4 separate regions of the Mus musculus genome follow, and all the other regions are linked to region 4. Evidence: chromatin loops called from intact Hi-C (ENCODE). Cell type or tissue: left cerebral cortex. All regions are shown on one strand. Links, peaks and the distances in the headings refer to the core of each region. The heading gives the core; the rest is flanking DNA. Region 1 has its middle 78 kb from the start of Emp1. Region 2 holds the start of Gm25136 (a long non-coding RNA gene). Region 3 overlaps Grin2b (glutamate receptor, ionotropic, NMDA2B (epsilon 2)). Region 4 overlaps Grin2b (glutamate receptor, ionotropic, NMDA2B (epsilon 2)).

What was found. Hi-C counts contacts between places; a loop is a spot of excess contacts. Peaks named below come from ENCODE experiments on the same cell type or tissue, not always from the same donor. Only the 100,000 strongest peaks of a DNase experiment are listed, where the experiment ranks them.
Region 1: it touches region 4 in a loop (6-fold over the local background); 6 of 42 quality-filtered maps call a loop at or near these places.
Region 2: it touches region 4 in a loop (4-fold over the local background); 2 of 42 quality-filtered maps call a loop at or near these places.
Region 3: it touches region 4 in a loop (5-fold over the local background); 2 of 42 quality-filtered maps call a loop at or near these places.

Annotation. Positions count from the first base shown.
Region 1 is chr6:135,436,886-135,445,337 of GRCm38, reverse strand. No RefSeq gene overlaps it. Among named protein-coding and RNA genes, the nearest start is that of Emp1, 78 kb to the right of the region's middle. In left cerebral cortex, for the core only: no CTCF peak of the experiment used is centred there; DNase peaks (open chromatin) are centred at 3,725 and 3,939; H3K27ac peaks cover 1,884 bases.
Region 2 is chr6:135,520,867-135,529,318 of GRCm38, reverse strand. It overlaps Gm25136 (a long non-coding RNA gene), which reads right to left and starts at 2,776. Exons shown (of 2, transcript XR_001785388.2): 1 at 2,292-2,776. In left cerebral cortex, for the core only: a CTCF peak has its summit at 4,233; DNase peaks (open chromatin) are centred at 2,348, 2,642, 3,359 and 5,977; H3K27ac peaks cover 2,358 bases.
Region 3 is chr6:135,826,588-135,831,587 of GRCm38, reverse strand. The region is part of intron 6 of Grin2b (glutamate receptor, ionotropic, NMDA2B (epsilon 2)); the gene reads left to right. Among named protein-coding and RNA genes, the nearest start is that of Gm14330, 23 kb to the left of the region's middle. In left cerebral cortex, for the core only: a CTCF peak has its summit at 3,432; DNase peaks (open chromatin) are centred at 2,452, 3,439, 4,093, 4,522 and 2 more places; H3K27ac peaks cover 4,828 bases.
Region 4 is chr6:135,897,130-135,902,129 of GRCm38, reverse strand. The region is part of intron 5 of Grin2b (glutamate receptor, ionotropic, NMDA2B (epsilon 2)); the gene reads left to right. Among named protein-coding and RNA genes, the nearest start is that of Gm14330, 47 kb to the right of the region's middle. In left cerebral cortex, for the core only: no CTCF peak of the experiment used is centred there; DNase peaks (open chromatin) are centred at 793, 1,523 and 2,700; H3K27ac peaks cover 4,671 bases.

The DNA.
Region 1 (8,452 bases), core at 1,511-6,510, 460 kb after region 4:
CCCATCCGAGACGAGCCTGGCAGAGGTCTGGCTTTCTGGCACATGCAAAGACCATTGGATACCCATCCCGGTGTATGGGGGCAACTGAGAAATCACCAGGAGACGGAGCTTCCTCTGTGTGCACAAGGGAGCCAGCCATGCCTGCTTCCAAGGACCTGGTTGTCTGAGTGAAGCATGCAAAAAAAAAGAAGACGAAGGAGAGAAAGGAATCATCGACCTACTGTCTCCTCCTCCTCCTGAAAAAGACAGCCCAGCAGACATCCATCCCCCCAGGACTCACAGGCCCTCTGTAAATTACAACCCTGAGCGCTAAGGGTAGCACCCTGGACCAGAGCCAGTGGCTGTCCTGGATGCACTGTTTGCTGTGAGCCTAGGGTAGAAGAGGTGAAGGCCCTTGGCTGGGCTGCTTACAAAATCTCCTTCCCAACCCTGGCTCCTTACTCCCCTTCGAAAGCACTGCAGAGCCTGCGTCTGATTAATGTTGTGCGCTGATATACACAGAAGCCGGCTCCAGATTCCTGGCAAACCGCCCTGCACCCTGCGGAGAGGAGGCTCCACCTGCCCAAGGGCGACCCCTGGCGGCCAGCAGAGAAACTGCGCAAAACTGGGAAAGGTTTGTTTTAAAGAGTGCGGACTGGTATTGGGTGTACACCTCTAATCCCAATTATCTGGGAGGCTAAGGCTGGAGGACCACAAGTTCCAGGACAGCTGAGAAAAATTACTGAGACCTCCGTCTCAAAGAAAGAAAAGAGGCTGGGCATGTGGGTCCTTGGTAGAACATTTGCCTGGTGTGAGTCAGGTCTCAGGTTCAATCCCCAATAATAGTAATTATTATTATTATTATTATTATTATTATTATTATTATTATTATTATTATTATTATTATTATTAAAACAAGCAAAATGTTTTAAGAAATAAAGGCGACAGAGTAAGCTATGCAGCCCCAGATGGTGCTGTACAGGAGGTAGAGTCTAAAGGGAAAGCCAATTTTGCTGTCTTACAGTGCAAGCAGGAAGGAAACATTCTGTTTGGAATGGTGGGGGCTGAAGGAGGTAATTGTGGAGGGGGAAGGTGGAAATGTGAAAATCTGTTGATAGTCGGAATAGAATCTGTTTAATATAATTCTTTCACAAAATAACACTTACAAAGTTTTCCCTGCTCTGAGCCAGGCCTCCTTCCATCTTCAGCACCAAGGCCATATTCTCCCCTCTGCTTCCCCACCAGCTGCTTCGGGAAAGGAATCAACCTATACTACTTGTGTCCTGTACCTGCAGTGATCCTGGGACCCAGGAGTCAAGAGGCTAGCTGTTTGACCTTGAACAATCTGCTCAACATCCTGGGAACTCCTTCCAGAATTCCAGAATATGAAAGCAAGGAAGGGCTTGTGAGTAGCGGGTGGCTCTGTCACCTCTCACTTTCCCATCCTCTCCCATCAGTTGACACACCCATCCTCAGTCCCACCAGGCATCGGTGTACATTTGCTCTGCAAGGAGCCAATTGGTGCACAGTTGACCAGCTTTCGGATGGAGCCTGATGCTTTCAGCCTGATCTCAGAGGCTTTAGGTGGCCATCTTTCACTTTGGTGTCAGATTGCTCTGATGCCCAAGGCTCTCTCGAAGGAGCTGCCACCAACAAGAAGTTCCCCCAGAGACACAACTCCCAAGTCTATAATCATAGGCACCAAGGGAGAAATAATGGACAATTAGATACTTGCTAGGTGACTTTTCCATAAACAGATGTCTTTTTTTCCCAAGGTAGGGTACCAACAGCAGACCAAAGGAGTGGGTCCCATCTGTGTCCAGTTTGATAAAGCAATGTGTTTATTTCAGTAGTATGGCTGACGGGGTACTCGCTGAAGTATGGTGAGTCCAAAGGTTGATGCATGATTATCATGGAGGGAAGCAGACATGCGTGATACTAAGCAGTAGCTGACAGCTTTACATCCTGCAAGTAGTGAGAGAGATCTCAGAGCCCACCCCCAGAGACACACCTTCTCTATCAAAGCCACATCGATTCCAATAAAGCCACACCTCCTAATCTTTCCCAAACATGTCCACTCCCTGACAAATAAGCATTCAAACTATAAGAGCCTGTGGAGACGGTACTCATTCAAACCACTACAAGGAGATAGCTACATAGCGTGGTTCTAAATGAAAGCGTGGGGGTCAGCCAAGAGCAGCCCCTGGAAGTGTAGGAAAATCAGCAAGTGGAAAAATGAATTCAGAACAAAATCCTGAGCCACAGGAGCGAGAGCTGGCCTGGGTGCTCTGAGGCCGTGGGCAGCTCCTGCCCTCTAATTCAACAGAGCCAATAGAATGGTACACCACAGGGCATGTCCGCAGGACAGAGACTATTCAAATGACCTTAAAGGTCCCCTGGGACACAGAACAGTCTAGTCTCAGAATCCTAATGCATATCTCATGGAGAGACACTACCTCTGAGAGTCTAATCTGCCACTAAGTTACCAGAAGTAAGAGGTGAGAACATGGGTTCTCTCTCCTGATTCTTATGCATCCATCCATTTGCTCATTCCTTTAGTCATCTATCCATCCATTTATATAGACTTTCATTCAAATGTTTGTGGAGGCCAGAGACTGGCACTGATAGTCTTCTCATGCTTCTCTTAACCTTGTGTTTTGAAACAGGGTCTCTCATTGAATCTGGAGTTCTCTGGTGCAGCTAACCTGGCTGGCCAGCAAGCTCCTATCTGTCTCCTCAGCACTGGGACTCCAGGCGCAGAGCACCATGTCTGGCTTTATATGTGAGCACTGGAGATGTGAACTCGGGCCCTCATGCTTGCATAACAAGCACTTTACCAACCGAACCATAGCCCCAGTCCCTATCGCCCCAGTGCCCATTCTGGCAGCATTTTATTTAATAGTTAATATGTACCTGGCATGGGGTCTTTGCTACCGGGAGGACAAGATAATTGTAGTTTGTTTTCCTTCTCTTCCAGGCAAGATTCTATAATGCATGACTCGGGTGTCAGGAATCTCCTCTACTGTCCTATCCTTTGATGGGTCAGCTAAGAGTTCCTTTGGACACTATAGGAAACACAGACACAGGGTCCAAATGTCACAGAGTCCGCTACTGCCAAACTTAGTCTTTCCATATCCACCTACCCACTTTCTGAAGCCACAAATGAGAACAGGACACAACGTACTTGCACTGTAGAATTGGGGACAGATATACCCAGCTTCACCTTACCTTAGGCCTCTGAAGACTGACATATGAGCTGGTTCCAATGGTACCTCACACGAAGGGGTATTTACCTAGAACATTCCTGTAGCCCCTTCCCTCTGCCTTCTGTCCCTCCCTCCCGCCCCCTACCTCTGTGGGATTTTCATCAGTCCGCCATACTCTTTACAATATTTTCCGAATTGTGTTTGTAGGTTGTTAATGGTGGCAGAACTCTGTATAATTATCCCCCAATTCATCAGTCTCCTTAACAGGCAAATGCCTTTTCCCCCAATAAGTTTCACTGGCTGAGGCACGGATCTCGTCCTTGTTGCTACGGAAACCAGAACGTTTCTCTGTTTTAATGGTATGTTGAAAGTACTGCTAGTGTGCATGTGCACATATGGTGCCTGCTGGCTTTATCCACCATTTCTGCCTTCCCTACCTCCACTGACCTGCCTGGCATTGTCCCCACATCACATGCTTTCTAATGGTCCCCCTCATCCACAGCCCCGCTTGTCCCTTCGCTGCCTCACACCCTGCCTCCACCTCCCCCCACCCTTCCATCTGGTGTTCTCAGCTGCCTGAAAAGAAATACCAGTTGGCTTTGCATGAAATTGAAGAGGGAGAGGGAAATAGAAGGTAATTGCAGAGACAAAAAGGCTTTGACCAGCCAGGTGTTTTCTGCTGGAAGGCCCGTGCCTTCAGCTAGCCACCTTCCTGGAACAGGGACAACTCAGAGAGGGACAAGAGGGTGGAGTGTGAGAGGCTCCATGCAGGAGTAAAGGGACCAAGTTTCAGATCTGGACAGCACCATCTGCTGCTGCTGTTCTTGGGCACCAATGAAGTCAGCTCCCTCCAACTGTCTGTGTTTGGCTCGGGGTTGAGGGGACCGCTGGCGGTGGGGAGGGCTCTGTTGAGACTTATTTGTTTGTGCATTTACCCAACAAGCTCTTCCTGAATGTTCATTCCATGCCAAGTGCTGTTCTAAGCACTGAGGAGATGCAGACGGCTCATCTTCAAGCTGCATGACCTATTCTCAGGTAATCACCAAGACAGCACAGAGAGGGTAAGAGGCTGTGTGACATCTGGGAAAGAGACGGGTTAGTTCTGAAACCCTGAGCCACAGCTCCTAGCTATAACACTGTGTAGCTGACTAACTGACTGCCTTTGAGGCTATTTCCTTTTCCTAAAAAGTAGTGCCACTGTGGATCCATCCCATAATCAGCCACCAAACCCAGACACTATTGCATATGCCAGAAAGATTTTGCTGAAGGGACCCTGTTATATCTGTCTCGTATGAGGCTATGCCAGTGCCTGGCAAATACAGAAGTGGATGCTCACAGTCATCTATAAGATGGGACACATGGCCCCCCAATGGAGGAGCTAGAGAAAGCACCCAAGAAGCTGAAAGGGTCTGCAACCCTATAGGTGGAACAACAATGTGAACTAACCAGTACCCCCAGAGCTCGTATCTCTAGCTGCATATGTAGCAGAAGATGGCCTAGTTGGCCATCACTGGGAAGAGAGGCCCCTTGGTATTGCAAAATTTATATGCCCCAGTACAGGGGAATGCCAGGGCCAAGAAGCAGGAGTGGGTGGGTAGGGGAGCAGGGTGGAGAGAGGGTATAGGGAACTTTCAGGATAGCATTTGAAATGTATATAAAGAAAATATCTAATAAAAAATAAATAAATAAAGAGCTGTTAGATCTGAGTGATGACTGTTTATCCATATACTCAGTGTCTTAGCATCCCATTGTTGTAAAGAGACACCATGACCATGGCAACTGGTATAAAGGAAAACATTTACTTGGTGTCTTGCTTACAGTTTCAGAGATGTATAGTCCATGATCACCATGGCAGGAAGTGTGTAGCTAAGAGCTACGTTCTGATCTACAGGCAGCAGGAAGTGAGAAAGCCTGAATCTGGCAGGGGCTTTTGAAACTTCAAAAGCCCACTCCTAGTGACTTTCTCCAACAAGGCCACACCTCCCAATCCTTCTAAACCTTCTCAAATAGTGTCACGCCCTGATTCAAATATACAAGCCTATGGAGGCCATTCTTATTTAAACTATCACATTCCACTCTCTGGCTTCTGTAGGCTTATAGCCAAGCCTTAACACAAAGTGCATTTAGTCAAGCTTCCAAGGCCCCCATAGTCTTTCAGAGTCTCAACTTCAAAGTCTCTTCTCAGACTCATGCTCTCTTAACTGTAGCCTCTCTGTAAACTCAAAACTAAAGAGCAGATTCCATACTTCCAATATACATTGGCACAGAATACACATTACCATTCCAAAATGGGGAAATGGAACACAGTGAGTGTGCTGGGCAGTTTCCTGTCAACTTGACACAAGCTAAAGCCATTTGCGAGGAGGAAACCTCAATTAAGAAAATGTCTCCATAAGATTGTGTGGTAGGCAGGTCTGTAAGAATTGTTCCTTATTACTGACTGATGGAGGAGGGCCCAGACCATTGTGGGTGGTGCTATCTCTATGCTGGTAGTCCTGAGTTCTTTGAGAAAGCAGGCTGAGCAAGCCATGAGAAGCAAGCCAGTAAGCAGCACCCCTCCGTGGTCTCTGCATCAGCTCTTGCCTCTAGGTTCCTGCCCTGTATGAGTTCCTGTCCTGACTTCCTTTGGTGATGATCAACAATATGGAAGTATAAGTATAAATAAATCCCTATCTCCCCACATTCCTTCGGTCATAGTGTTTTGTCACTGCAATCGAAACCGTAACTACAAGACTGAGAAAATACTGGACCAAAGCAAGACCCAAAACTATCAGGGCAAACTCTAAACTCTGTATCTCCATGTCTGATGTCAAAATGTTCTTCCAGTCACCGACTCCTTTCAGCTTTATTAACTGTGACACACGTCTTACTCATTTGCTGATTCCACTATGTCAGAAGCTCTCCTTGGTAAGTATCCCATGGCTCTGGCATCTCTAGCATCTTGAGGCCTCCAACAAAAACCAGGTTTCACTTTTACAGCTTCATGCAATGACCTCGCCCTCTCTGAGCTTCCATGCAGGGAAGATATCCCTAATGCATGGCTGGCCTCAGTGGCTTTCCTTAGCCATGGGTCTATCCTTGACTCTAAAGCCAGAACCATGTGGCTGACGCGGCCAAGCTCATCAGTGTTCTGTTGCCGACAGTTTCCTTCACTCTTTAAGCTTTTCTTAAATTCATTTTCACAAGTTGGCAACGTAGCTAGACTGAGTCTTGCCCTGAAGTCACCACTCCTTTTATTCCATTTGGTATGAAATAGTCTTTTCTTTATACTTTTTAACTCTCTGGGCACTGGATTCATCTCCATTCTACTTCCCAGTGACCTTTCTTCCTCATACTGAACATTTTGCATTTTGCATTGTTCAGCTTGATCCTTTTCATTATAGATCTGGGTAAGAGTGACCACTAACAATCACACAGCAGAGTCAATACTAGATTGTCTTGAAATCTCCTCTGCCAATGCCAAAAACACTTCAATGTAGCCTTGAGCAGATTTTTTTAGACAAAGGGAGAACGCAGTACATTCTCGGCCAAATTATCACAAGAATATTCTCTAGGCTGCCTACCAACATTCTTCTCTGAAACCTCTTGAGCCAGGGCATCATAATCTATGTTGCTCTCAATGCCACTGCTTTCAACACTCCTCCTGGCATGGCCCATTAAGCCCTGGTCTAAGCATACAACTGCTTTTCTAGTCCAAAATCCTCATCCTACCAACCAACAGCATAGTCAGGCCTGCCACAGCAATATCCTCCTCCTAGTAGCAACTTGTCTTATTTAGGGTTACTATTGCTGTGATGAAACACCATGACCAAAAGTAATTTGGGGAAGGAAGGATTTATTGTGCTCACAGTTCATGCGATAGTTCATCAGCAAGAGCAGTGAGTGCAGGAACTCACAGAGGGCAGAAACTTGGATGCAGGAACTTGGATGCAAGAATGGATGCAGAGACTATGATGGGGGAGGGGTGCTGCTTACTGGCTTGTTCATCATGGCTTACTCATCCTGCTTTCTTATAAAAACCAGGCCAGTCATCCCAGGTATGGCATCAGCCACAATGGGCTGTTCTTTCTCCCATGGGTCTCTAAGTTAAAATCTTCCCTACAGCCAGACCTTATGCATTTTCTCAACTGAGACTCCGTCTTCTCTGCTGACTTTAGCTTATGTCAAATTGACATAAAACTAGTCAGTACAGGTTCTTTGGCACAGGCAGTGAAGTGATTGTCAGACAAAAAAAAAAATGCCTTGTGTGTAAAGGTGCTTCAGAGGGAACCAGAAATTATTTGGCAGGGTTGGGCATGGTGGCACATGGTGGCACATGGTTGTAATCTAAGTACCCAGGAGGCAAAATCAAGAAAATCAATAATAGTTTGATCCTACCTGGATACATTGAAGACCCAGCCAAAGGAAGAGAAGGAGGAATAGGAAGAGGAGGACTATGAGGTTCCGGGGGGGAGGGGGAGCACAGAGAGGAACCTCCAAGGATGACTGGCTAATTCCACTGTGTCTGACGACTGGGAAGAAATATAATTCAAGAATAAGACTAGAAGCCCTGGGTCTGCCCTTAAGAAGGAAACAGAAGAACTGTAGAAGGTTCTCTGGGTCATCTAGTGCCTCTAACCCTCCTCTGCACCCTAAGGTAGCATTCTTAAACCTGGCAATCTAAAGGATTCATTACCATGCATGCCTCTCTCATGCTGTGTAAAACAGAGACAATGATATCCTGAAACAAATGTTCAAAAGGAACCAGAGGGACAAAGGGGAGAAGGTGATGAGAAAATGTGCACAGTACTTCTCTTCCCACCTCTTTGTTCCTACGCTTCTGCCTACACCGGGTTTCTCAGGTTAGGACGAGCTCTCGTGTGTTAGGATATTCATTCCTCTCAAGAACGCATACAGAAGGGAGGCTTTCCACCATGTTGATTCATATTCTCAATCCTTTCAAGAATACTAGAATGGATAACTTCTACAATTAGAAGGGAAATGTAAGTATACTAAAATATCTCACTGGACTGGATGAAATTCCAGAAGATATATACATATAGAAAAAAAATGTTGTGTGGTTCTCTCTCTCTCTCTCTCTCTCTCTCTCTCTCTCTCTCTCTCTCTCTCTCTGTGTGTGTGTGTGTGTGTGTGTGTGTGTGTATGTGTGTGTGTGTGTGTGTGTGTATACATACTTGTACCAAAAGTCAACTTCAGGTGTCTTCCTTAATAGCTCTCCACCTTGAGGCAAGGTCTCTCACTGAATCTATTCTGCTATTGTCTATTGT
Region 2 (8,452 bases), core at 1,298-6,297, 370 kb after region 4:
TTCAACGCTAATGTTCACTAGCCTCTGCTCTTGATTGTGTTTCTCTCTGTCTCACTCACTCTCTCTCTCTGCCTCTCTCTCTCCCTCCCTCCCTCCCTCCCTCTTTCCTCCTCTCCCTATATCCATTTTGGTTTAAGAGTTTTGTGAACTCTCCTACACAGCCCTCTCAGATTCCCACTATAAAACAGGAGCCCATATTGCTTGTCTTAGACAAGACACCCTCGGCCTTGAGACACCAAGAAGAGCTCTGGGTTGCTTTCCTTCCCCAGTCTTGACTACGACAGACCTGCCCCCCACCCCCATTCAAATGCCGGAAATAATCCAGTAACACTTTGTAAGCCTCATGGCATGAGTGGTGCCCTCCTTTGCCCTTCCCTGGGCCTTAGGATTCCTCTAGAGAGAACCCCTTCGTGTTTGATATTCTGTAACTCTTGAAGCCTCTGGCTGACTCTGCCTATTCCTGGACACAGAAACCAGCAGGTCCTGGCCCATTTTAGACTTAAAAAAAAAACAATAATAACTTACACAGAGATGTTTATGTTGTCTTTGAACTTAGGTCTGGCTTTGAATCCTCTCTTTTTAAAGTGTGAAAGGTGCTGGACCTTCATGTGCCCGAAGGGGATGCTTCTGAGAGTGCTTTCAGGGCCACCTTGGCAGGACACTCCCCAAGCTCCTCTGTACCCAAGTCTGCCTGTCACCCTCATCTTGGGTCCTACTGACCAGAGTGAAATAGGGTCCGGCCTTTCCGTGTAGACTAAGTCTAATCCGACTCTCAGCTTCTTGCCGTCTCCAGGGGTCTCTCTAACTGTTGCAGTTTCGTGTGTGTTTGTGTGTATGTGGGGTTGCTTTGCTGGAGACTAAATTTAGGTCTTACACCATCGGCAGGCACTTCACCACTAAACCCTAGTCTATTCCCAGACCTCTGTGTTGGTTGTAGATAGAATTTCACTAAGATGCCCAGACTTATTGCATCCACTGTGTATTTCACTGTGAACTTACTATTCTCCTGCTTCAGCCTTCTGAGAAGCTGGGCTAAGGAAGAGAATATATTTTGTTTTGATAGGCTTCTGTGCACAGGTCTGGGGATAGAGAAATTCAGTAGATGCAGAAAAATGTGATTAAAAATAGCACAAAGACTTTCCCCACAGCTTGTTCCTCGCTTTCTCTGAGTCAGGTTTTACTTTGCCTATTTGCTGGTTCATTTAAGCAACAGTTGTCTCCCCGCTAAGCTCCTTGTTAAGGGAGCTGGTAGGAGATGACTAAGCCAAAGCCGTCTTTTAAAGGGCCCAGGAATCATGCAGGAGTCCAGCCACTAGGCCTTTACAGTAGTGCGGGAATCAAGCAAGGCATCCCATGATCTGTCACTTTCATTCCTCACAGCCCTGAGGCTTCCACTTGCTCTAAGAGTCTCTTTTGCAAATATAAGGGACTCCCCCCACCCATCCTTCCAGTGAGAAAGTAGCCTGAGGGTACACTTGCCCTGAGCCTTCTGCCAGACTTTTCCTGGAGAATAATGGGGTGGACTCCCCAGGTAGAGAAAGCCTGCAGGGAAAATGCCCCTAAGCAAGGTCTTTGTCTACTGCAAACGCAGCCACTGGTGTCCCTGACGTTCACTTTCCTGTGTTTGAGTCCCTGCTCTCAGGGGCCATCTTGCTCCAAGGAAAGCTGACATTGAGGACTAAATGGGTTTTTCCTTTAGCCACAGAAAGGCAGATTCCTCTTGTCCGAAAGAGGCAGAAATGGCACCTGAGTATACGCGTTACCTAATTTTCTACCATAAGTTACCAGCATAGAGTCATCAAAAACTTGCTTCAAAAAAAATTCTGTTCCCATGGAATACATTATATTTAAGTCCTAAAGATGCCCTGGGAAGCCCAAATTCAAGCTTCGATCGGGAATGTTTGCTTGGTATTAGCCTCAGTCCCAAACTGTAGTAGGTAAATGTATCCTGTAAAAGGGGCGGAGCTAACAATGGGCGACTGCCCCCTGCAGCCTTTCCCTCAATATGCCTCCATCTCTTCAGCTTCTGCTTCTGCAGACTCCACAAAGATGAGTGCTTCCTACACAACAGGTAAGTGAGGGCTCGAACAGGAAGTGTCAAACAACCAGTTCATTGGACTGTGTGACTTCCGCCCATCATAAGGCCTGGATCTAGACGTGTCCTACGTCTGTACAGTGGGAGCCCTGGTGCTGCGATGTCAATAGAGCTGTTGCAAGGGTTAAAATCCACCCCCCACCCCCAGCAAACCTCCGCCAACTGGTGAGAATTATATTTTTATTATGATAATTACCGCGGATGTCCAGATTCCAGGCAGAGCTGCGCCTGCGCTGTTTGGCTCTCGCCCACTCTCCATCTGTTTCTCTGAAGAACAGCGGAAGAAAGCTCTGGAAAGGCAGCCACAGACTGACTACAGAGTAGGTCGTGAGAATGGAGCAATGCTGTCTGTCCTGTGTGGCCTGGGTTACCGATAGGCTCTGGTCAGCGGGAAGGCATGGACTGGGCGTAGACCTTCCTAGCGAAGCCAGGAAAACACACTCGTAACAGACTGAGAGTGAATCTGCCCAAAGGCCGGTTGAAAACGGTCAATTCTCTATTCTACCGAAGCTATCCCTAGTGCTGTACCATAGCGATGTGTGACTCACGTAGATGTGCACAGCCCCCTACTTCCCAGACGACAATGAGAGGAGTTGATCATGTCGCGATGCAACCTACCAGCGCTCCTCAGTGTGAGGGTGGAATGTGCTCATCAGACTGTGGGAGGGGCAGGGGAGAAGGCCAGAGTCTGCCCTCTCTCTCTCTCTCTCTCTCTCTCTCTCTCTCTCTCTCTCTCTCTCTCTCTCTGTCTCTCTGTCTCTCTGTCTCTCTGTCTCTCTGTCTCTCTGTCTCTCTCTCTCTCTCTCTCTCTCTCTCTCTCTCTCTCTCTCTCTCTCTCTCTCTCTCTCTCTCTCTCTCTCTCTCTCTCTCTCTGTCTCCCCCCACCCCACCTCCGCTGGGTGCCTTGTTCTCTGCAAACCAACATTTATTAACACCGGGCCTGTCTAACATGGCTTCTCAACGCCTGTTCATTCTCTGTTCTACCTGTCTTTCCATCCCCGACAGCCCAACCTTTTCTCCCTAGCCCAGGCATCTTCCCAGCCTGCCTAGATGGAATGAAGAAAACTCACAAGATGGCCTTATGAACATCTGGAACACATCTGTCCACTGCCCTGAAACTGATCCCAGGTGGTGCTGGAGGGAAAGAGTTAACAACACTAATGAATAAGCCTAATTGATTACTAAGCACCATGAGCCTGGTGATAATACCCCATTGGAATCCTGCCAATCCCTGCCATTGGAATCCTGCCAATCCCTGCCACATAGCTACAGGCAGCTCCGTTTTGCTGGGGAAACAGGAAATGCAGGACAGCTCAGAGTGTCTGAAGCAGAGAACCACGGAGGACTCTGGATCCCAAGAGTGCTAAGAGTTGAGTAATAGAAGTATTTAATCTATCTCGATTGCATCCCTGAGGCTCAGCATGACGTCACCGCATTTCCAGCTTCACGATGATAACTATCTCTACCGCTCCTAAGGGTGAGACTGGCCGGGAGACAAAGGACCCCAACGAGTCCAACTGTTCTGCCTCTTTTCCTCTTGAAGTTAGAAATCCAGGAAATAAATCTCAAAGGCCAAGCACTCAGTCCATGGATATTTGTTATATAAGTAGAGATGGCCCTGGTAGTATTTTGAGGGATAAAGGTTTTATGACACCATGATTTTTTAAATGAATATTTTAAAAACATTTCATTTTATTTGTGTGTATTTGTGGAGGTCTGGGTGCCGATGGAAGGCAGAAACAGGTTTAGGGTTCCTTGGGGCTGGGGTTACAGATGGTTGTGAGCCACCCAACATGGGCTAGGGGATGAACTCAGATCCTCTGCAAGAGCAGCAACTGCTCTTAACCACGGAGCCATCCCTCAGCAAACATGTTGGGATGCCATCTCTTATCTATTACTGTTTCAGGTTTTGATGGTGTGCACTTTTTTTTTTTTTCCTAAAAAGCTAATAGTATAGAAAGGGAACATGGATCTTTGTGAAGATTCATTTACTGTCAAATAGCTGATTAGATACCTTGAAAATGTCAACTGATTAAACAATTAGATCCCAAATAAGATACACTTTATACTGAACTTGAAAGAAATCTCCAAGACCAATTTAAACCAATGATCACTACCGCCCCCTAAAGGGTGAGTTGGCTGGTGGGCGTGGGAAATTCAAGGTAATTGAGAGGGTAAGAATGCCTGCCCTAAGGGCAAATCCTGATGGCATATCGCTGTGGGGATATTAACCGAGGAACAGTAATAATATGGAGATATTAAGCCTGAGATGCTTGCAAGTCTCCAAAGAACTCATAGCCACTGAGGAGGAGGAGACCGTCTCCTAGAGCAAGAACAGGCAGATGCTCTCGAGAAAAGAGATCCTAAATGGCTTTTCACTTAGGACTTCTGGATTCCCAGAGATTAACAGCATGAAAACCCTAGCTCACAAAGCAAAGCCACTGTAATTGAGAATCAGGTCATATAGGACCAGGGTCAAGCAGACACCACCCCACTCCTGTCCCAGGCACAGGCCTAGAAAGACTGGCCAGAAAGAAGTGCTTGAGGCTTCCAGCCTCTCCCTATTCCTCAGAGAACAACTGGACCAAGGTGAAGCTGGACTCACTGTAGAACTGGATGATACCTCCTGTTTACACAGGAGAGAGTCTGAGTGGGAAATTGCTTTCTGTGCTGGTGTGGAATTATAGAACAAAGCTCCAGTTAAGTTAAAGGTGGTGCTGGAGTCACCAGCTCCTTTGAGGTTGAGTTCCAGCAGGATATCCATCATTGAACAGGGAATAAAGCTGAAGACACTCAGGGAGAATGGAAGTCAGGAGCCCCACTACCTCACTGCTGAGTGGCCAAGAAAACCCTACTGTTAAATAATTTAAATTATCAAATATCCCTGTAGGCTCGTGTTCTAGAGCATTTAAAGCCCTGATGCTTACTCTGAGAGGTGTCTTGGCTGATGGATGTAGACCACTAGGGGTGAATCTTGAGGGGTCTAGTAAAATCCCATCCTCACTTTCTGATCTGCTAAGACATGAGGAACCTCTGCTACGTCCCTGACCCTTAATCCCACCATGCCTCCCCACTGCAGTGGCGTGCAGACCCAGTGTGGAAGGTGGGATAGTAGAGTGTAAGTTATTTATAGAAATGAAGGGAGGGAGGGACCACAATGTTGAGACATTGTGAGAAGCTGCTACGATGAAGAAACCAAATGACTTTCACAAGTGAAGACTATCAATGCTGAAAGACAAAATGCTCGACAGCCCAAAGGCTGTGTTACACAGCTCAGTCTGCTCACAGCGACGGGCAGAATTCACAAACCAGAACTGAAGAAATTACTCATAAGACTCACAGAGAGTCGAGGAAATGGGAACTGGAAGGAGTGATGCAGAAAAGGGACGATGTCTAAAATGTCTAATCAGAGCTCAGAGAGCAGAATCGGAGTGGATGAAGAGAGGCAACAGGGGATGAGGCCATGCTGAGGCCTTTCCGGAACTGTTAAAAGCATGAATCCACAGGTTCAGGGAGGACTACATACCCCAAGTGACCACCGCACATATATCCATCTGAATGAAGCAGCAGAACGCAGAGAACACTCTCAGGTATTACCACAGAAGTTGCCATAACAATAAACTCTTAGTTTTACTGAGTACAGAGACATTACCCCCACTGTCACTGGCCTGCAAGGGCTTTCCTTGACGGGTTACTTGATCCATTTATCTATTTCTTTACCTTCATATCCCCACCACATTCCCGCTCTTCTCCCTGTTCACACACAAGCATTTTAGAGTGTTTCTCTCCCGTGCATATGCTGGCTAAGTGTGTGCTGTCACTTAGTGTGTGCACATTTAATTCAGGACATGTCACAGAATCGCCCATGGCTGTCCACTTCTATTTTTACTTCCGATTCTTAAGATCTATGTCATGAGGCAGAGTTTGCTCAGTCACAGAACACAGTCTAATAGTGAGTCATGAAACCAATTTGGTCAGACCTAACAGCCTTATGTAAAGAAGACAGAACAGAATGGCAAAAATAAAAAGTTATCATGTTGTAAAGGTAGATATTATTTCATAATATATTTTTTCTCATGTGTGTTTATATGCATGCATGTATATATACATATATGTGTGCAGTTCTGATCCAGATTGTAGTATGAGATATATTTCTTATTAGGACACAATCAGGAAACATTTGAAAACTGTTCCTTCATAAGATGCAGTAGACACACCAAGGAGCCAGTTGCTAGTGTTACTGTCTTAGGGTTTCTACTGCTGTGAAGAATCACCATGGCCAAAAAGCATATTGGGGAGGAAATGGTATATTTATCTTACACTTCCAGATCCTATTCAATCACTGGAGAAAGTCAGGACAGAAACTCAAGCAGAGCTGGAACCTTGAGGCAAGATCCAATGCAGAGGCCATGGAGGGATGCTGCTTACTGGCCTGCTTCACATGGCTTGTTCAATCTGCCTTCCTATAGAACCCAGGACAACCAGCCCAGGGAGGGCACCACTCACAGTGGGCTGGAACCTCTCCAGATTACCAATTGAGAAAATACCTTTCAGCTGGATCTCATGGAGGCATGTCCTCAATTGAGGCTCCTTCCCCTCTGATGACTCTAGCTTGTGTCAAGTTGACACATAAACCAGCCAATTCAATTCCCTAATACATAATTTTAGGCAATGCAAGGTGAGACCCAAAGTTTAATAGTGGATATGGTATATGTTTTGCTTATTAAAAGAGAGGGAGGGTACCTCTATGCTGGTAAGAAGAATGTATAGAGATATCCATAAAAATGAATATGAAGATATGAAATTTGGATTTCTAAGGCAACTTGGATTATTTAGAATTAGTGCAGCATATTGTGGGATAGGGAAGGACATAGCTAGAGACAGATGTATAGCAAAAACTATACACTCCATCTTAATTTCTACCTTATTATTTATGTGTGAGCACATGTTTGTTCACATGTGCATATGGGGGGTATATGGGTGCATGTGCAGGGGAGCATGTGTGAACACACAGGTGAGTGTGCACACTCATGCCCTAGAGTCTATATGGAGGTCAAAGGACAACTTTCAGAGTTCATTGTCTTTGTCCACCATGAGTTCCAGGGAACAAGAAACTCAGGTCATCATTGGCTTGTGCAGCAAGTGCCTGCTTGCCAGCCCCCACACAATCCATCTTTAAAATATGAGGTTTTCTAGCATAAGCAACCAACAGGCACTGAAGAATTCTAGTCCGGGATGTGATCTGAAACACTGTGGACATTAGAAGTACTTCTGGCAGCATCCTGGGGAAGCACGGCAGAGTAGACATTAGTGTTGTCTACCCAAGCCAGAAGGCAGAAATCAATACCCTGCTGGCAGATTAGGACAGAGTTAGGACAGTTTGAGTTTTCAGTATCTGACAGACTGTGTTACTGGCCAAATTATTTAATACTTGCTACACAAAATACCTATTGAGACAGGAGCGAAGGTTGAAGAGCCACCCGCATGATGGGATTCAGACCCAGGACAAATGGCTGAGGTGGATATTTAACGTACCAAAGAGGACCTGGCCCCACATTCTCCCAGCATCCCTCAGTCCATAACTGGCATATCCACCCTCTACCCTGAACTTTCCAGACCAGTGGCTAACCCCCCTACCTCCCCTGAAGCTCTTTCCTATATAATACAGACATGTTGGTCTCTCTCCCTGACTCCCTACTCTGCATTTTCTCTCTCCCTGTGTGTGCATGCTCTTACAGTCTTTTCCCCTACCCTGTCTCCATCCCCCTGGGACTTCCCTGGCCTCATTTCTTGGGGCCAGTGACCCCCAACCCCCAACCATAGACATTTCCCAATAAACCTGCCTACATATACCCTAATCCGGCTTGACTTGCTCATTTCATCTGAGCAGAATAATTTACCACAGTAATCTTTCAGAACGCTCTTATCCTCTACCACAAGAGGTGCTGCATCCTGTCTCTCTGAACTCTACTAGACTGGGGGGTGATGCGGGAGCATTGAATGCTCAAACTTGGGTAGAAACTTAGAATGGGTTACAAGACACTGTGATTTAAGGCATAGTTGTTATCACAGCAAAATCTAGACAATGTTGACTGAGCCAATTATCTCCATTCTGTGAGGAAGGCCTATTCCTGTCTGCAAGCACCCAGGTCATGGTTAATTATTAGTCTATGCCTTTTTATGAGTTTTTGCCGTGTGTGTGTGTGTGTGTGTGTATGTGTGTGTGTGGTGTCAAGGGCCAAAACCAGGCCCTTTTGGCCTCACAGGCACTGAGCAAGTGTCCCATCACTGAGCTATTTCCCCAACACACTCTTTGTCTTTAAAAGAAGACCACCTCCTGAGGAGACCAGGCTGAAA
Region 3 (5,000 bases), core at 1-5,000, 71 kb after region 4:
AGGTTGGTTAAGTTAAAATATAGAGATGAAAGAAACCAAGAAGCAGCAGTCAGTGGTGATTCATCATTGCTATATCGGTATTTCCTGAGCTGTGGGCTTCAGATGCTCGACATTAGTTAATTTAACAGGGATGGGAATTTTTAATTTCAATAATCATTTATCTATTTAGATATCTGTCTTTCACTTTAAGCAAATAACATAGCTCATATTTACAGTATGATATGAAAAATTTTAATATATATGGCATTTTAAGGAGGACAGTATTTCAATGCTTAAACTCTAAGCAGTATAGTTGGTACACCTACATTGCAAAAGCGTTGCAGTGGGTGGCTCAGTGCACAAAAAATGTTATGCTGGTTGCACAAATCAGAAGGAACTGAATTTGGATGCCTGAAACCCACAAAACAGGATGGTCCTAGCATCTTTGTGTGTGTGTCCAGCACTAGGTAGGTAGGTGGATCAGTGGGGACAGGTGAACCCCTACAGCTCTTTGGCCAGAGAGTCTAGCTAAGTTGGCAAGTTGGCAAGGGCCATGTTTAATGGGAGACCCAATATCAAAAGCTAAGCTGGGAAATCATGAAAGAGTATCCCCAAGCTTCATCTCTGGCCTTCACACTCAGACTCACAGGCCCACATAGGAACACCACATACACATGAGAGCAACTAGAACTAGGCCGGCCCTGCTTCTCACTGCAGTGTCCAGGTCACAACATTCAAAGCTGGCCCGCTCTGCCTTCCTTTCCCAGCCCTCACCTCTCTCCACTCAGACTACATTCCAGGATAATTACAACCAACCTCCCTCAATATCCCTGGGATCTCTCTCTGGTCCATCTTTTTTGTACCTCAGTTTCTTCATCTATCAAATGGGGAGAGTAACAGTGCCTTCCTTTAAATTGTTGCTGTAAGCATCAAATGAGTTTTAGTTCATGGGAAATTCTTAATATAGTACCTGTCATGTACCAAGGTTTATCATAAATGTGTCCACTATGATTGCATTTGAACACAGTTTAAACAAATGATACAACTGAATCAGATTCTAGAAAAGAAGAAAATGACCCCTTATACACATAGAAACACACACTAAGAACAAATTCAATTTGGTCTTGAACCAAGACCAAAGCTAGGAAGCAGCAAATGAAATTGTTCATGTACTTGATGATGACTGAACAAGCCACCATGAGGACATGTGGCTCTATTCTCCACATTTGAGAGGCAGAAGCCAGAAGATCAGCAGTCCAAGGTCATCCTTGGGTATGTAGCACATTCCATGCCAACATAGGTTACTTGAGACCCTGTCTCAAAACAAACAAACAAACAAACAAACAAACCCCCAAATTGATAATGAGCATCCTTTCTCCTGTCATTCTGAGATGACTTCTGGGAAACAGGATATAGTTGAGGGATTGATCACTTGTCTAGTATTTTTGAGGACCTAGGTTTGATATGACTTTTTGCTCATGGACTTTCACAGTTCAAATACTAATGAGTAGCAAGATCATGGCAGATCAAGTCTCCAGCAGTCCGAGGGCTACACAGAGTCACGGGAGTATTGGAAATACTGTTTAGACTAAGCATTCTGTGGCCTCTCAGTAGCCTTTCAATAGCAGCCGAAGCACATAAGGAGGCACACCTATTTATGAAACCTCAGAGCGTGTCCTTGTGCTCTTTGATATACTTGGATCCTGTTTCATTGTAATAAACCACAACTTTGTGGTTGGTCATAAAGGACTCCCCTTTATGGCTTCTTCCATCTGCGGTGGATAGACCGGCTTATAACCATAAAGGAATTCCTTCCACAGGAGAACATTGTTTAATGATAAAAGACAAAGCCAGATTCAGGGTTGCATATAAAGGAAATGTTGGCGAAGAGGGAGACTGAGTTACAGCAACACCTGATACGTACATAGTGTTTTGTGGCCCACAGACATTAACATTCCCACAGTGTGACTGGGCATGAGCTTTGGCTCCACCCTGGAACCTCTGGGGAGTGCTAACTCTCAGATTCTACCAGGAAGCTCTAGAGATGAAGTCCGGTCATCCGAGGCTTAACCTATAAAACCCAGGGATGGTTTATAACAGACATTTCTTTTCCCGGGGGGAAGTATCTGTTTAATAGATACTTAAGCTGCTGCGCTGCTTCTGTCCCCTACTCTCATTTTATCTCCCAGCCATTAAGCTTTAAAAGAAGACCAAATCTTTATCCTTTCATAAAGGAGAGAAGAAAGCCATCAGCCCAGCAGGAAAGAGTTAAGACCTGTCCCAGTGGCTCTAGGAGACTCTAAGTGGCCCACAGAAGATGAATGCACCAAGCACTCTTCTAGGGATTGGCAGAGACCAGGGGAGGGCAGTTTTGAACAAAACTGACCCCTTCCCTGGCTTCAGGGAGCTCATTTCCTGGTGGGCGGGGCTAGGGAGCTAACACATGAGCAAATGAATGAATATAATACCAAGTGCTCTGGGAACCGTGAGCCAGGATGCGGTGGCTCTGAGCCATATGGTCCCAGCCTCAAAGGGCCTCCTGGAAATGCGATTATTCATAGAGAAAGTTGCTACTTGTATGTGTACCAATTGTGAAACATTATTTGGGGAAAGTTTAAACCATGACTGACTTCAAGTAAACATTTAATTTTTTAAAATTATGCCGATAGACCCTCTGCTGAAATTTTATAAAGCTGTTGTGCCGAGACTTCAGGCACATTCCTACCCATGGAACGGAGCAATGTGGTGTTAATATTTGATCTCCTTTTGTTGTTATGCTGTGGCTAGCCCATAGAGAATGAGATGAATTTTTGTAACCATTTCAATATTTATGCTTGCGTTTCCCAACAAAGCATGAATGTTCATTGTTCACTACGAGCTATGTATGGTAAGTTGCCTCTCTAATCTGCTGTCATAAGCGAACATGACATCTTTTGGCTTTCTTTCCTGACTGTTAATTATGGCAATTATGTCACTTTTTTACTTGTCCTCACTTGACCCTGTAGCATCCCAATGTGACCTTACACAGGGACGTGGTGCAGATGGATATAAAACAGGAAGTTCTCTGTCTGTTTTTAGATCATAGATGTGATCTGTGTGTCCTATAGGAAAGATGGGACATCTAAAGGTTAAATTGGCTCCTAGCACTTAAGGATTCAGATTTCTGTAGAATTCTGGATTTCAGAATCTTCTAAATATCAGAGAGAGCAGCAGCAGCAGCGGACTATCGCCCTTCTGGAGCTAAGGAGAGCAGTCTCCTTTGGCTGCACTACACGTTCTCCATTTCCACCCCTGGAGACACTGGAGAGTCATCTCCAAGAACAGAGAAGATTTCAGAAAGCACCCATTCCTTGTTTAAGAGCTAAAATGTGTGCCTTGGGAAAGGGCACACTGGGATTAAGGGGTACCCAGTTTATCTGGCCTTTTGGTGCCTCCCTGCAGTTCATCTTGAGGTCTCTAGAGGGCGACTGAGACTTCTGTGCTATGTCTTCGAAGTCTGAACCACCTCAGTCTGTAATACACTAAGTCTCCCATTTCACCTTAGAAAACAATAGACACTGGGTGAAGGCCCCTCTATTTCTCAGGCAACAAAATATAGAAACAATATGCCACCATTTAACACCTTAAAGCGTTGCAAGAGGATTTGGAGTGATCCAAAAGTACCAGTGGGCCCAGAGGAGAAGGCTTCAACCAAGAGTAAGGAGGGCTCAAAAAGGTATGTTGGTGGGGAGTAAGAGAAAGAAGTGTAGAATTAAAAACAAACAGACAAACAACAGAAAAATAAATAAAAACAAAAACCCCACTCCCCTTAGAATAGGAAAATGCCGTCACATCTTAAATGTAAAATGAAAAAAAAAAAACTGACAGCGATTAAGGGAGGAAGGGAGAGAGAGAGAGAGAGAGAGAGAGAGAGAGAGAGAGAGAGAGAGAGAGAGAGAGAGAGAGAGAGTGTGTTAGTTCAGCGCTCCAGATAGAAAGGAAGAAGGTAATGGCATTAATTGCTTGTATATTTGTGCAAGTTCTAAATAAGGATGTGAGGGGAGGGCCTAGTCTCTCTCTGTTCCAGGAAAGTGGCATTTTAGATTCTCCCACATCCTACTCCTGAAGTTAGAAGCATTCCATCTCAGAGTGGAACTGGTTCTTCAGAGAACCACAAGGATCATGTAGCCACATTTCAGAGCACAGACAAATCCATCCCGACTGGCTTTTCTGCAGTCTGTGAGAGTCTGGCCTTTACCCCCCTGTGCTGTCAGCATGCAGTCAGCTTTAGTCTAAGTCCGCAGACATAGGTGAAGGACTCAGTCATAGAGACCCCTGCATCAGAGGCTAAGAGAAAAATCAAGGCGAATGTGACAGCTCACTCTCTCTCTCTCAAGGACTGTGTGCACTTAGCAGAAGGGATAAGAAGGTCAAGAGGCAGGGAAGACTATGAGGAGCATGCTGCAATGAGATACTCCCTGGACATGGCCCCTGCTCTTACCAAAGTTCTAGCTCAGCCTGCTTCCAAGTGTGGGCGGAGCTTGGAGATGCAGGAATGGGATAAGCCAGAAGAGATGGGGGCGTAGCTTAGAGATGCAGGCATGGGCTAAGCCAGAAGAGATGGGGGCGGAGCTTGGAGATGCAGGAATGGGATAAGCCAGAAGGGATGGGGGCGGAGCTTAGAGATACAGGCATGGGATAAGCCAGAAGAGATGGGGGCGGAGCTTAGAGATGCAGGCATGGGATAAGCCAGAAGAGATGGGGGCGGAGCTTAGAGATGCAGGCATGGGATAAGCCAGAAGAGATGGTGGCGGAGCTTAGAGATGCAGGCATGGGATAAGCCAGAAGAGATGGGGGCGGAGCTTAGAGTAGCAGGCATGGGATAAGCCAGAAGAGATGGTGTGCTGCTGCTTTTGAGATGAACTTGTACGATGAACTCCTCTCTTGGATTACTCTTTCTCCGTCTCATATTCCTTGATCTGAAGAAAGCTCACCATACTGTTGCAGAAAAGCTCTCTCACATGAGGAAGAGCTCTGGTCTC
Region 4 (5,000 bases), core at 1-5,000:
GCAGCACCGTCCTCCTCTTGGGCCTCTTGTGGGAGCGCTTTTTGAGAAAAACTCTTTGCAGTTCAGCAGGGTGACAGTCATGAAACAAACCTTCAGTGGCCTGGGGGCTGCAAACTCTGACACAGTTCCAACCACGGAACTGTTCACCACCCCGATGCTTGAAAATTCATGGAAGACCTCATGAATGCCGGCTGCTTTTCTCTGCCTCCAGAAACAGCATGCTCTCCTTTCTTTGCCTGAGTTGGGAGTCCCATTGCCATTCTTTGAATCCTCCTTCTCCTCCATTCACCTCTCTCAGTTCCTGAATTTTACTATGTCTCTAACTGACTTCATCTGGGATCCATCCACTTTTTCTCATTTTACCCACAACTCTGACTAACCTTTACATACATGACTCTTTCTGTGCCTGGATGGTTGGCTCCACATCAGCAGGATGCTTGGAGCAACCCATTCTGGGTTTCTTGAATGAGTGAGTTAATTGAAGCTAATTGTGAAATTAAGCTTTACATTACCTATGGACTCGATTTCCTCTGGGTTTTTGGTGTTCTATATTATTGAAGACTTGATGTCAGGTTCTATTCTCTGATTCTTTTTATTTTAAACAAATGGTGAAGTATCTACTCTAGCCCAGAGCTGTCCTCAGTGTAAAAGACAGCACAATAGAAAAGACACAATCGAATTTACTTCACAAGTCAAGTTCAGTTCAGGAAGCAAAGCCCGCCCACACAAACATATTGAGTAAAAGTGTGAGAGACAGATCACAGTGAAGTGTTTCAAAGGGGTGGCATGGCTCTTGTGCTATAGAGGCGGGGACTGTCTGTATCGCTGAAGTTAAAGCCCTGGAACTGCTTGGAGAACGTGTAGGCAGTGGTCCTCATCCTAGACTTCAAAGGATGCGGAATAAAAATAGCTAAGAAGCTGATATTTCTCCAAGTGGGAATAATCACATGACCAAAGATTTAAACTCAAAACTTGACAGAGAGGGTCATGTTGCTATCAACATATCTTAGTGGAACTGGGGAGAAGAGATGACAAATGAGGATGGATCACAGTAGAAGAGCCTTGTTCTTTTCACAGACAACAGGATATACTGGCAAGGAACCATCTTGGGAGTTGGCTTCTAATCATTTTAATTTTGTAGTTTTAAATCAAGTCATTTATTCTCTCTAGGGCTTGGCTTATTTTTTTTGCAGAGAGAAAGACAGACAGACACAGAGAGACAGAGACAGATTGAGAAGCTTTTGGTAAATATCCTACGTGTGAAGAAACAAGGACCAGTTGGGGGTCACAAAGATAGCTGGAGAACGTTGACTATTTTAGAATCTGGTAATGGCCTATATACTGCTAACACAGGCTTGAACAATCAAAGCCGGCTCTTAGATGACTAATAAGGAAACACATGAGGGAGAGCGATTGACACTGGAGCCTGTTTCTCACACAAGATGCAGCTGATTCTAAGCTGAAGCTGTACCGGCTCCTGCGGTTGCCTTGCAGTGCCTACAGCTATGAATGTGAACTTCCAGATTCATCAGTGTAGAGTTGGCACGGCTGTCGGCCGCCGAGCTGAGAGAAGATGAGCTCTCTCAGGAGAGCATGCTGAGAAGAGGAAGGTGTGATTCAAGCTGAATTCCCCAGCATTCACAACCATGGGAGCGGGAGAGTGCGGACAGTGTTGAGCAAAAGTCACAGGCCTGATGGAGACTGTGGTCACCAGCTGAATCGGGGCATAGCTTTTTAAAGCCATTAAGGAAAAAGAGTGGTGTCTGATATGGTATATAAGGTGGACATTATGCGGTCATGTGCCTTCTTAATTTTTCTTCTCTTTTATGCAGCTATCATTAACCACAAGTTGATTGTTTATGGTTTTTAAATCAGGCAGCATCTAGTTTTTGATCACCTTAATTTGTTTACATAGCATAAGGAAGAAATTAAAGGGACTGAAAGGTTTTAAAACAATCCCCAGTCACCAGGTACAAGAAAAAGTTGGTGAGGAAAGAGTTTAACATTCAACTGTTGGCTAAAATAAGATTTAGAGCCTTTTGTACAGGACTAGAAGCCACAGGGACTCCTCGCCATCCTGGTTCCTGCACCTGTTAACCCAGAGCTGTGGCCAGTTACCTAACCTCTGTGAACTTGGTTCCCCAGCTGTTCCGCAGAGGCAACACTAACTGTATCACACTGCCCTTCTTATCTGTTAAATGAGAACACACCAAAGCTCCTTGCAGAGGGCCCTTGAAGAGAGTGTTCACAGCACAGTCAGCTTTGCTATTATTATCTAATTTTACTTGTTTTATGGCACTGCCTCTGTTCCTATTGGCGTTAATAACTGAGAAGTGAGTGGGGAATTATATTTAGAAAGTATGATCATTAACGATGATATTTTCCTCGTCCTTTTGGGAGAGATGCATTTCTTCCATTCTCATCTTGTAAGATGCGAGTTTATATGAAATCCAGGCTCTTACTTGTTCTTGAATTTCCCTTGCTATGGGATCTGAGCTGAAATGCCAGGGAAGGGGCCAAGAATGGTGGGGCTGAAGCTCCACCAGTTTCTATCAGAAGGTTTTATTGAGGCTGAAAGAGGAAGTCATCTTGAAAGGAAAAGAAAAGTGACTATTTCTCCGAGCAAGAATGTGTGCGCTGACAATTTCGATTCTGCCCAGAGACGCTGGCATTTCGTCTCCGGGGGCGGTTCTTATGTTTCCAACAGTGTTGCTGCCGCCCATAGCATGTTCTCTACTCCTCACTCATCTCCTCCCACCCCCCTCCCCATATGTCTTCCTCTTTGTCTCGCCCACCCCACTCCTGCCTTCTCTCTGTCTCTCTCTTATCCTGTAGGTTATTTCCCCTCAGCAGCCGGAGTGAATCCTCTCACAGAGGAGTAGTCTCCAAATCCACCCTCCATTCCTTCAGCCATCTCTTTTCTGGAAGTTCGTGAAAAAAAAAGGGAAGTGGGAAGCAGTCTTCTCTGCTTGTGCCCTGCACCTCTGTGTTTCACTTTCTTCTGAAAACTGAGCTCCCCCCCCCCATCTTCTTTATCTTTCTCAGTAATAGCAAGTCCTTCCCTGTTCCTCCAAGATTGTCTCTCCATGAATAAATTATTCTTGGCCCTTGAGTTATCTGGCTTTGGAAATCGTTATCATGATCCAAATCTAGGACAGTCAAGAGTGACATCAAGAGTGACATCAGATTAGAGGTACAAGGCTGGATGTGGTGGCTCTTGTCATCTTTCAGTCTATAGAGGCAGGAGGATTAGGAACTCAAAAGCAACCTTGGATAGCTAGCAAGTTCAAAACTACCCTAGGCTACTTGATACCTTACTCCAAAGCATTTAAACAAACAACGATTAAAAGAACAAAGGAAGAAAGGCCCCCAGTTCAGGGGTGGATCAGAATGGCTGGGCAAACCGGTGGAGTTAGGAGACGGTTTATAATCATGGCTTTAAACTAAGTCATTTGTTCTCTTCAGTTCTTTGTTTTGAGAGAGACAGGGAGACAGAGACAACCAGAGAGATGAGAGAGAGAGACGGAAACAGAGACATAGAGAGCTGGAGACTGTTGACTATTTTAGAATCTGGTAATGGCCTGTACAGTGCTAACACAGGTTTGAACAATCCAAGCTGGCTCTCAGATTACAAATAAGGGACTCCATGGAAACTGACAGCTACACTTCAGGATGGATTAAAGCACATGCAAGACAATATAATATGTCTTGATATCTAAAACTCTGATTTGTTCTTTATTTGTCTAGTGTAAGTAAGGCAAGCACTCAGTTGCACAGGAAAGGGTGGCAACACTTTGTGGGTTCGTTAAGTGATAGAGCATCAGGAAACCAAAGGTCGGTTCTCACGATGTAAAGCAATTCCCAGTCTCCTGGAAATTGCACCAACTCCTCCTCTCTGATGTCAACCACTTTCTACACACGATTTTAGGAGGGCTACTGGGTGTGCTGTTCTTAGAGTGTCTTCAACAGCCATGGGCTGCTGAGTGAAAGGAAAACGGAGATAATTCAAGTTGGTCTAACAGTCAGTTATTTGTTCATCCATTCATTCTCTAACCACTGTCTCCCAGGGGTCAGCCATGCTGCTTGCTTTGCAAGTAGAGAATAAAATGCACACACTCCTGCCCCTTAGAGTTCCTGGTCTCTAATAATGCAGGTGGCCGCTCACCCACGATGCTACATTAGTAGCAGTTATGAAAGGGCTGGGGACCGCATTCTCCCATGCCCAGGAGAAGAGAGGCCTACAGAGGTATGTTTCTATGGATGCCAGATTCTCTGTTATTACAGTTTTCCATTTTATGCCACAAAGCTCTCATCTTGAGCCATTAATAAACAGGAACACAGTTTACATTTCTTAAGCCTTTTACTCCCAGCCTCCTCTGTTCCCAGCAGCAAGCGCAGCGCTGGGTCCTCCCACCTTGAGAAACAATGACCATCTGAGTCTATATTTGTGTCATGGTTTCACAGACTCTGCTGAAGGAATGAGCACACCGTGCTTTTAACAGGACTAATCGCCATCATTACTGTAATAACAAGATTTATAGTCTTCTTATGGTTTGTCAGGCACCCTCGCATCTACCACTTGGCCACTCCAGAGAGTTAGAGCAGCATGCTGTGGCTTTACAGCTAATGAGTGAATAGCCAGAAACTGGATTATGCTGTTCTGAGCCCCAGGTGACCAGAGGGAGTTTGAACATTCCCAATCCCAAGGCTTCTATTCCATGGCATGGATAAAGTGGAGAGCTACTGCGTGATGATAAATGTACGAATCAACTGAAGAACTCAAGGGTAACCATTATAGAGGCATTAGACGAGGCTTGAGGAAATGACTCTGTTTGTAAAACGCTTGCTACACAAGCGTGAAGACCAGAGTTCAGATCCTTAGCACACATAAATCAAGATGTGGTGCTGCATATTGGTACCCCAGCACTTGGAGGAAAAGAAGCTGAGCTTGCTGCAGCCAGTCTAGCCTATCAGTGGATTCTCAGTTCAGCAAGAGATGA